Regions from separate parts of the Homo sapiens genome. Here region 2 is linked to region 1. Evidence: chromatin loops called from intact Hi-C (ENCODE). Cell type or tissue: endothelial cell of umbilical vein. All regions are shown on one strand. Each heading gives the region's core, and the rest is flanking DNA. Links, peaks and the distances in the headings are about the cores only.

Region 1 (5,373 bases), core at 226-5,225:
ACCCGAAACCAGATGTAGCATGCTGGGACTCATTTTGTCACGCTGCCGCCTGTGTGTTCTCTTTCTCGTCACCCTGGAGTGGTGACTGGCATCTGTGGGTAGTTCGTCTTTGGTGTGATTTTCTCAGCAGTTCTCAACACTGTGTTCAACGGCCCCTCGGGAGCCACACTGAGGGAGACCCAGGTGTGGTCATGGCAAGAGGGTGGCTGCCTGTCCCTGTCCTCTGGCTGCCAGACAGTCAGCAGTTGCCCTGCAGCCCTCATTGAGGGTGGACAACCGTCCTTGTGGAGCAGCACCTGCCACTCCCTTTTAGGACTCTGCCAGCCTCAGTGGCATTCCTGGCACCCTGGACCCGGCCTGTGAGTTATGACGAGCTGAGTTGGGTGGTGGGGGGTGCGGGCGGAGGCCTCGGCTGGAGGAGGAGGAGGGAGGGGCGTTGAGTGGGAGGAGCCACCCCAGTCACCTGAGTGGCAGGAGATAACGGGAAGAGTCAAGAGGGAATAGGTGTTCCTGCTGCTGACTGGGCTGGTCCCCACCTGGGAAGACGGGTATGGCAGTTCCTCTTAAAGCCAAACATGTTGGCCGGGTACGGTGGCTCACGCCTGTAATCCCAGCACTTTGGGAAGCCGAGGTGGGCGGATCACGAGGTCAGGAGATCAAGACCATCCTGGCTAACACGGTGAAACCCCGTCTCTATTAAAAATGCAAAAAATTAGCTGGGTGTGGTGGCGGGCGCCTGTAGTCCCAGCTACTCGGGAGGCTGAGGCAGGAGAATGGCGTGAACCCGGGAGGCAGAGCTTGCAGTGAGCCGAGATCGTACCACTGCACTCCAGCCTGGGTGACAGAGCGAGACTCCATCTCAAAAAAAAAAAAATGCCGAACATGTTTATCCCTGACCCAGCAGTTCTGTTGGGCCCTAAATATGCAACCCACAGCAAAGCACACAACTGCAAAATGACCCTAAGCCAAACACGAAGCAGCCCAGCAGCCAGGAGGGGCTGAGATGGATGCTCGGCACGGATGGAGCTCGCGCAATGTCCCACGGCAGACGCCAAATGCAAAGTCCCCAGTTCCATCTCTGCTTGGTGGCTAAGGTGGTGGCTACTCTGGATGGGAAAGGGTCACAGGCAGGGTAGGGCGCATGTGGGCATCAGGGCCCTGGATGGGAGAGGGTCACAGGGTAGGGCGCACGTGGGCATCGGGGAGCTTCCACGTCGGGTGATGTGGAACTTGCCTTTTACCCACGTGCTGGTTACAACAGTTTGTTCACCTGGAAGCCTGTATGAACTGAGCATTTTCGTACGTTTCAATAAATTCACCTTAAAACTTTGGAGTTTAAGACAGCAACAATAAAAAGCAACCAGCTGGAAGGAAGTACACGTGGGTTTGTAGTAAGCATTGTGCTGAGCGAAAGCACACGTGGAATGGCTGAGCTCCCCATCTGTGTAAAGTTTCCAAGGTTCCCGCCCCGGGCCGTGTGTGCTGTCCGCCATGCTCCGGCCGGTGGTGTCCAGCCCCAGGGCGCTGTGAGCCTGCATCCCTGCCGGAAGAGCCCTTCCATGGAGGCAGGGCACAGTGCTCCTAAGAGGCAGGTGAACAAGTAGCAAATCCTCAAGAAATGCTACAAGCAAGCACGCCGCCCTCAGGCCAGGCATCACGGTGGGTGAAATAGAACGCAGGCGAGGATGTTCAGAAAGAGGCCTTTTCTGTGGAGTAAGTTTGGCAGTACTCATCAAAGCACATTAAAACCACATATTCTTTTTGTGTGTGTGTGTTCCCGAGACGGAGTCTTGCTCTGTCGCCCAGGCTGTAGTGCAGTGTTGAGATCTCAGCTCACTACAACCTCCGCCTCCCGGGTTCAAACGATTCTCCTGCCTCAGCCTCCCAAATAGCTGGGATTACAGATGCCCGCCACCACACCCAGAATAATTTTTGCATTTTTAGTAAAGACAGGGTTTCACCATGTTGGACAGGCTAGTCCCGAACTCCTGACCTTGTAATCCTCCTGCCTCAGCCTCCCAAAGTCCTGGGATTACAGGTGTGAGCCACCACGCTCAGCTAAAAACCACATATTCTTTTTGACACTTAAGTTCCACTTGTAGAACTCCAAGGACATCAATACAGATGAGCACAGATCCATTTTTTAGCAAGCAGACGGCCACACTGGGATTGCTGCGGGGTAGCAAGTTAGCCAGGGGAAGCTTCATGTGGCTCCCCAGCACAGGGCAGAACTGCACGTCACATTATGATCCAGCGTGGAAAACAATTATGTATGAACACAAACTTCTGGGGGAAGAGCCACCAGATGTTACAGGTATACACGTTTCCTCCTCTCATCCCAAAACCTCCCCCATTTGGGTGCTTGCTGGGTACTAGGCCCCAAGGAACAGAGGTAAAAACAGCAAGAGGGGCCCTGGGCCAGGGGCCAGGAGCTGGGAGAGGGAGGGAAGTTGGGCAAGGATCAAAAGGACACATGTAATTGCTGCAGAATGCAAGTAAAGCGGCACTGTCAGAGGCTGCCTGTAGTGGCTAGGGGGAAAGCAGAGCCTGATTCAAGAAACAGAAGAATCCAGAGGACCCAGATAACTGGGAATGGAGGGAGGGGTTCAACAGACCTTTGCTGTGGCCTGGGACACAGAGCTGCAGGGTCCGAGAGCTGGGGCATGTGGGTGATGTCCCTGCGCAAACAGGGCAGGAAGGGGCGGGTGGGTCCAGAGGACACGAGGGAGAACGGCCCTGCGCTCTGAAACATTCGAAGGTCACCAGGTGTAAGAGGAGAGGGCGATGTGGCCAGGGGCGGCGAGGACCACAAAGCCCACCTGCCTGAGGAGAACTGTCGTGTCCAGGGGCCTGGGGAGGCCACCGAGGGACAGGGTCCCTTGGGTGCAGGGGCCCCTTGGGCTTATGTCTGGGAGCAGGAAACAAAGAGGGCCTTGTGAGCTGACGGTCCCTCCCTGCCGGGGATGGAGTGACAGGCGCTCTGAGGAGAGAAGCCGGCGCTGGGGGGAAGCAGGCAATGTGCCCAGAGATGAGGCACAACAGCAGCCAGCGGTTCACACAGCCGCTGCCTGAGGGAAGAGGAAAAGGACGCTGCTCGCAGGGCTCAGGAGGGGCCACTCCCCTAAGGACCACCAGATGTCCTTCCAGGCGTCACTGCTGCAGCTGGCTGGCCTTGGGAACCGTGAAGGGTGTCCAGTGGGAGCTGAGCTGGGGAGAGGGTTGGGGGCAGGGACAAGTCAGACTAGGGCCAGGAGCAGGCCATGGCCACGAGGCACAGTGGGCGGCTGGGCAGGGCCCTGTGACCTCAGGGAGTGCACGGGGCAGGGGCCTGGCTGCTCCCAGACTTGCCTCTGAGCCCTCGGGCTGCTCATCCTTTGTTCCGTTCGTTCCAAAAAGAACCTGTCCCCAAAAAAGGGCAGCAAGAGGAAGAGGGATGTGACTCAGTGTCCGGAGGTAGAGCAGCCACTGACAAGGATAGGGAGAGGGCTGGGGGGAGGGCCGAGACTGGGCTGTACAGTTCACCTCATTCTCAGCCAGTGCCTGCTTAGCCAGGTAGTACTCCCGCTTCACTTTGATCTCCACAGACTCTGGGATGTCAGGCACCAGGAGGTCCAGGAGGCGGCCAACGGAGAAAACCACATGCTGGGAGCAGAGGAAGGCACTCACGCCCACCCAAACGCCCAGAGTGGCCTTCACAGGGCCAGGCAGGCCGGGGCTCCGGCACCTGCTCCCAGCTGTGGGTGGAGTCAGAAAGCAGCTGTGCAGGAAAAGGAACCCCAGAAGGGGCAGAGGCCACCCCAGCTTTCGTGGCCCTGGGGCTCCTGTGGAGACACCCACAATGTCCACACCACAACCCAGGGATGAGGCCAGGCAGGGAAAACGCAGGTGCAGAGAAGAGCTCTGATTTGACCAAGATGACACAGCAGGAAGTGACGGCACCGACCCCTCACCACGTGCTCGAATTAGGCAAAGCACAGGGTCGGGGCCTCATGCCATGGATGGGAGAACCAGCAGGTGCCTCGGCTACCTCAAACACAATGACGAAGGCCAGGCGGATGGCAAGAAGATTCCAGTAGGTCTGGGAATAATGTCCATCGTCATCCCGGAAAGCCCGATACCTGCAGCAGACACAGGACTCAGTGCGCGCAGCCAGGGCTGAGTGTTGGCTGGGCAGGTGCCTCTGGAATTAGCCTATCTCCCCTTTTTCCACCATTTCGCTCTCTCATCCCATGTTCCTGGCCTGGCTCTTCATCGAGGGTGCCTGAAATGGGAATTCTTCCCAAACAGGATACTCTGACAATACCTTTAACTGGTGGGTTCCAAAGGTGGATGTGCTGGGTTGTCCCCCATTGGGCTAAACTGGACCCTCCCCACCCCCCAGGTGGCAGATGCTTTATTTTCTAGTAGATGTGACAGTCCAGTACGTCTGTGCTTCTACGGATGACTTCAGTCTACTTACACGGTGAAAATCCGCCGATTGCTGACCTCTGTGAGATCAGCAGTTCACCTGCTCAGAGACTGTCCCTGTCCAGCAGAGCCCTCCCTCCCTATCATAAGCTACATTCAGCTTCACTTGCTATTTCAGACTTTGACATCTTCCTGTGTCTCTGTCCCATGGTAAAGATGTGACATTCCATTTTCTAATATAAAGTTACATGTTGCACTCCATGAAAACTATTACCAGGGTCAACTTTGTAGGAAAATAAAAAAAACAAAAAACCAAATATTGCAAGTTAAAAATATAGCCATTGGAAAAAAAATCCCTCAAATGAATGGAATAAACTTTTAAGTGGCCAGACACAGCAGAAGAGAGACTGGGGACTGGGAGACAGTGACGACGAGACCACCCTGCGGCAACACAGAGAGCACACTTGGGGGGAAGCAGGCCACAGCCCAGTGGGAGTTCCAGACGACAATGGACAAGCAGAGAAGCACTGCTGGAAGGAGTAAGATGGAGACATTTCCAGAACTAAACAAAGACGTAACTCTTTCAGCCGGGCGCGGTGGCTCATGCCTGTAATCCCAGCACTTTATTTATTTATTTATTTATTTATTTATTTATTTATTTATGAGACAGAGTCTCGCTCTGTTGCCCAGGCTGGAGTGCAGTGGCGTGATCTTCGCTTACTGCAACCTCCGCCTCCTGGGTTCAAGCGATTCTCCTGCCTCAGCCTCCTGAGTAGCTGGGACTACAGGCCCGTGCCACAATGCCCAGCTAATTTTTTGTATTTTTAGTCAAGACGGGGTTTCACCGTGTTAGCCAGGATGGTCTCAATCTTCTGACTTTGTGATCCACCGGCCTCGGCCTCCCACAGTGCTGGGAATACAGGCATGAGCCCCCGCGCCCGGCCATCCCAGTGCTTTAGAAGGCTG
Region 2 (5,373 bases), core at 89-5,088, 150 kb after region 1:
GACATCGAGATCCCTGATCCAAGGGCTGTCCTCTCACAGACCTGTGTCTGTCCCTGTCGCTCCTGCCCTCACCAGCTGGAGAGTGGTCTGTGAAGACAGGCTTTCCCTCACCTACCCCGTGGTCACCCTGGACTGGTCCACACAGGCACGGCAGCGTGAAGGCTCCACCCTGCTCCTTTGCTTGTGTGCCTGCAGACCGAGTTGGTCCTCAGCAAGCTCCAAAGTTGCCCACTAGGTTGCTTCTTCTTTCTGAGCATCACGATGAACACAGAGATATTGGTATATTTCATGGGCTTCCGTCCATTGCTGTCAGTTGTTTTCCTGATGCTCAATTTATTCTGTCTTTGGACAGCGGGAGCCCTTCAGGTTGGCTCCCCGCCCTCAGGACATGGTCTGCTGTTTTGAAAGCTTGCTTGCTTTTTACACAACATGTCCTGGGCTTATTTTGTCCACATCCTGCTTCAGTCTTGGAATCACCCATTTCTCCAAAGATCACTGGCTTCTTGGTGAGAACGAGATCTAGAGCCCACAGCCTGGCACTCACACCGCTCCCTATTATGGGATGTCACAGCTTCAGGCCTTTCAATGAACAGAACTAGAAAATTAGGCTTCTTTAAAAAATAAACACATTATGAGTTCATACTAATATTTCCATTTCAAATTAACAGAATCAAAAGACAAACAAGATTTTATTTATTTATTTTGAGATGGAGTCTTGCTCTGTTGCCCAGGCTGGAGTGCAGTGTCGCGATCTCAGCTCACTGTAACCTCTGCCTCCTGGGTTCAAGTGATTCTCCCACCTCAGCCTCCCGAGTAGCTGGTACTACAGGCGCGCACCACCATGCCTGGCTAATTTTTGTATTTTAGTAGAGACGGGGTTTCACCATGTTGTCCAGGCTGGATTCAAACTCCTGACCTCAAGTCAACTGCCCGTTTCAGCCTCCCAAAGTGCTGGGATTACAGGTGTGAGCCACTGCGCCCAGCCAAAACAAACAAGATTTTTAACTTCTTTCATTTTATATTTTTAATTCTTTACACTGAAAATCTTGGTGGCGTTAACAATTATTTTCTTTATCCTACCATATACATGCAATCATTTCAAAATAACAATTCAGGTATTACTACTAACATTAAGATCACTGAGTATAGCCTAACATTCCTTGGCGATGCTTTTTATCCTTAGACCATATTCCATTAGGGGTGAACAGACTACTCTTATTAAAATCGCTTGCAATGATATTTTTTTCCTGTGTGGTTATGCCATCCACATGATAACTAGGTTTACTTATTTCAGTATGTTTTCAATTTTTAGGTGTTGCCTTTTCTTTTTATTGTTTTTAAAACCTTTTTTTTGGTTCTAAAGTCAAAACTGTAAAACAAGGTTCATTCAGAGAAGCCTCGCCGATCTCCAGTCCCATTATGCAGTTCTTTCCCTCCTCATTTAGTGAACCATCTTATTAGTTTCATTTCTTTATTAAAATGAGGACAAAATTTGTATTTCCCTTCTCCATTTTCCTACACAAAAGACAACATACTGAAAACACTGTTCTGCACGTTACTTTTTTTTTTTTTTTTTGAGATGGAGTCTCACTCTGTCGCCCAGGCTGGAGTGCAGTGGGGCGATCTTGGCTCACTGCAAGCTCCGCCTCCTGGGTTCATGCCATTCTCCTGCCTCAGCCTCCTGAGTAGCTGGGACTACAGGCGCCTGCCACTGCGCCCGGCTAATTTTTTGTATTTTTAGTAGAGATGGGGTTTCACCATGTTAGCCAGGATGGTCTCGATCTCCTGAACTTGTGATCCACCTGCCTCGGCCTCCCAAAGTGCTGGGATTACAGATGTGAGCCACCGCGCCCGGCCTTTTTTTTTTTTTTTTTGAGATGGAGTCTTACCCTGTCACCCAGGCTGGAGTGCAATGGTGCGATCTCGGCTCGCTGCAGCCTCCGCCTCCTGGGTTCAAGCAATTCTTCTGCCTCAGCCTCCTGAATAGCTGGGATTATAGGCGTGTGCCACCATGCCTGGCTAATTTTTGTATTTTTAGTAGAGACAGGGTTTCCCTATGTTGGCCAGGCTGGTCTCGAACTCCTGACCTCAAGTGATCCACCTGCCTCAGCCTCCCAAAGTGCTGGGATTACAGGCATGAGCCACCGTGCCTGGCCTGCACATAACTTTTTTAAAGCAGGCATTATTGAGATAATTCATATAACATAAAATTCACCCAAAGTGTACAATTTATTGGTTTTAAGCATATTCACAGATACAGGCATCCATCAGCACAATTTTAGAACATTTTCGTGACCTCAGAAAGAAACCTTGTACCTTTTAGCTGTTACTGCCTTCCCCATCCCCTCCACCCTCCAGTCCTGAGCAACCGCTAATGTACTTTCTGTCACTAGAGAGCTCCCTCTGCTGGACTTTCATATGAATGGAATCATAGTACATAGAGTCTTCTGTGTCTGGCTTCTTCCACTTAGCATGTTTTCAAGATTCATCCATGTTGTAGCATGCAGCATGCGTCCTTGTTTTATGGTTGAATCGTGTTCCATTGAGTGGATATACCATGTTTTGCTTATCCTTTCTTTTCTTTCTTTCTTTTTTTTTTTTTTTTGAGACGGAGTCTAGTTCTGTCTCCCAGGCTGCAGTGCAGTGGCGCGATCTCACCTCACTGCAAACTCCACCTCCCGGGTTCAAGCGATTCTCCTGCCTCAGCCTCCTGAGGAGCTGGGACTACAGGCGCCCGCCACCACGCCCAGCTAATTTTTGTATTTTTAGTAGAGACGGGGTTTCACCGCGTTGGCCAGACTTGTCTCGAACGCCTGACCTGGTGATCTGCCCGCCTCGGCCTCCCAAAGTGCTGGGATTACAGGCGTGAGCCACCGCGCCCGGCCACTTTTCCTTTCGTTAGTTGATTGACACTTTGGTGGTTTCTACTTTCTGGCTTTTGTGCTGTGCTGCTATAAATATTTGTGTACAGGACCTCATGTGGACATAGGTTTTCATTTCTCTTGGGTATATACCTAGGAGTGCAATTACTGGGTCATGCGGTAACTATTGGTTTAATCCTTTAAGGAACTGCCAGACTGTTTTCCAGAGCAGCTGTACCACTTTACAGTCCCACCAGCAGCGTAGAGGGTTCTGATCTCTCCACGTCCTCACCAATGCTTATTATTATCTGACTTTTTAATTCCCGCCATCCTAGTGGTTTTGATGTGCATTTCCCTGCTGACTAATGATGTCAAGGATCTTTTCGGTGTGATTACTGGCCATTTGCATATCTTCCTTGCAGAAATGTCTTTTTAGGTCCTTTGCCCCTGTCTGAATTGGGTTGTCTTTTTATTGTTTAGTTGTCAGAGCTCTTTATTTTAGATATGGGTCTCTGATCAGGTATGATTTGCCCATGTCTGAACTGGGTTGTTTGTCTTTTTATTGTTCAGTTGTCAGAGCTCTTTATTTTAGACGCGGGTCTCTGATCAGGTATGATTTGCATGTTTCCTCCACTCCACAGGTTGTCATGTCACTTCCTTGATGGCATCCTTTGAGGCACAGAAGTTTTAAGTTTTGATGAAGAGTAGTTTATATATAGATTTTTGTTGTTGCTCATACTTTTATTGTTGAGCCTAAGGACCCTCATGATCGAAGGTCATGAAGATTTACTCCTATGTTTTCTTCTAAGAGTTTTGGTTTTAGCTCCTAACATTTAGGTTGTTGGTCAATTTGTGGTAATTTGTGTTATGAGGTATATGGTACGAGGGCTCCGGCCTCATTCTTTTTGCATGTGGATATCCAGCTGTCCCAGCACCATTTGCTGAGACTATTCTTTCCACATTGAATGGTTTCAGCCCCCTTGTAGAAGTCAGTTGGCCATTGACGTGTGGTTTATTTCCAGACTCTCAATTCTTTTTTTTTTTTTTTGAGACGGAGTCTCGCTCTGTCGCCCAGGCTGGAGTGCAGTGGCGCAATCTCAGCTCACTGCAAGCTCCACCTCCCGGGTTCACGCCATTCTCCTGCCTCAGCCTCCGGAGTAGCTGGGACCACAGGCGCCCGCCACCATGCCCAGCTAATTTTTTGTATTTTTAGTAGAGACGGGGTTTCACCATGGTCTCGATCTCCTGACCTGGTGATCCGCCCGCCTCGGCCTCCCAAAGTGCTGGGATTACAGGCCTGAGCCACTGCGCCCGGCCCTGGACTCTCAGTTCTTTTCCACGGATTACAGGCGTGAGCCCCCGCGCCCGGCCCTGGACTCTCAGTTCTTTTCCACTGATCTAAATGCCTATCCTTAACCCATTACCACACCAACAGGTTTCACCATGTTGGCCAGGCTAGTCTTGAACTCCTTCCTGGCCTCAAGTGATTCACCTGCCTAGGCCTCCCAAAGTGCTGGGATTACAGGTGTGAGCAGGTCTGAGTTTTAAAAGGCAAACAATTAATCTTTAAAAGGATATGATTTTATATATATATAGAAAACCCCAAAGAATGTATGACAAGAATAGGAGAGTTTGGCAAGATGGTTGGCTATAAGGTCAGTATGCAAAGGTCAAATAAATATCTATACTCCAGTAATAAATAATCAGGAAAAGTAACTTTTAAAGTATATACTAGTATCAAACTATATAATAGTATCAAACTATAAAATACCTAGGAATAAGTCTGAATTCCATATAAAACTTTACTGAAAGATATTAAATAAGTCATAATGTCATATATGGAGAGACATCCCATGTCCATGGATATAGACTTACTATCCTAAAGATGTCAATTTTCACAAAAATGGTCAATGGATTGAATGCACACCCAGTCATCATTATCTCAAAGGCCTTTTCCATAGAGTGTGACTAGATTTGAAGGTGTATATGTGGAAGAAAAAAGGCCAAGGGTAGCAATGATACTTCTGAAGATGAAGAGTAAAGGAAAGGAACTTTGCCAATCAGTTCCAGGACTTACAAAGTTAGAGTGAACACAGGGCAGTATTGGCACAGATGTATCAAATTGACGCCGCCAGAATTCTACTTTTATATGTGGAATTTTGATACTGACAGTGGGGGAAAAAGGGACTTTTTAGCATGAAGAGATGAAAAATCCAGTTTACCCATATGCATAAAAAATGAAATTGTAGCCCAACTTCTCACACACACACAGTCTAACAGATTAATGACCTACAGGTCAAAAGCAAAACTTTACATCTTTGTGAAAAAAATATACATGAATAACTTTCTAACTTTGGTGTGGGGAAGGATATTTTTTAAAGAAGGCTCCCAACTTGTTAACCACTAATGCTTGATAAATTTGATTATGAACTTTTCTCTATTAGGAAGTACCACCAAGAACAGGGAAGGACAAGCCAGAGGCTGGAGGAAGATACCTGCAGAACACAGACCT

The links. Peaks named below come from ENCODE experiments on the same cell type or tissue, not always from the same donor. Only the 100,000 strongest peaks of a DNase experiment are listed, where the experiment ranks them.
Region 2: it touches region 1 in a loop (6-fold over the local background); 14 of 110 quality-filtered maps call a loop at or near these places.

The regions. Positions count from the first base shown.
Region 1 is chr2:241,221,931-241,227,303 of GRCh38, reverse strand. It overlaps ANO7 (anoctamin 7), which reads right to left. Exons shown (of 25, transcript NM_001370694.2): 22 at 4,028-4,118; 23 at 3,523-3,642; 24 at 3,349-3,399; 25 at 1,328-3,207. The coding sequence ends at 3,151. LOC105376810 (a long non-coding RNA gene) reads right to left here and starts at 625. Exons shown (of 2, transcript XR_001739176.3): 1 at 537-625; 2 at 1-412. It overlaps HDLBP (high density lipoprotein binding protein), which reads left to right. Exons shown (of 28, transcript NM_005336.6): 28 at 1-13. RefSeq lists enhancers at 2,324-3,284, 3,406-3,575 and a cis regulatory region at 3,490. In endothelial cell of umbilical vein, for the core only: a CTCF peak has its summit at 3,072; no DNase peak of the experiment used is centred there; H3K27ac peaks cover 552 bases.
Region 2 is chr2:241,075,615-241,080,987 of GRCh38, reverse strand. The region is part of intron 27 of SNED1 (sushi, nidogen and EGF like domains 1); the gene reads right to left. It also overlaps a transcript of MTERF4 not described here. Among named protein-coding and RNA genes, the nearest start is that of SNED1-AS1, 14 kb to the right of the region's middle. In endothelial cell of umbilical vein, for the core only: a CTCF peak has its summit at 2,409 (motif pointing left); a DNase peak (open chromatin) is centred at 2,387.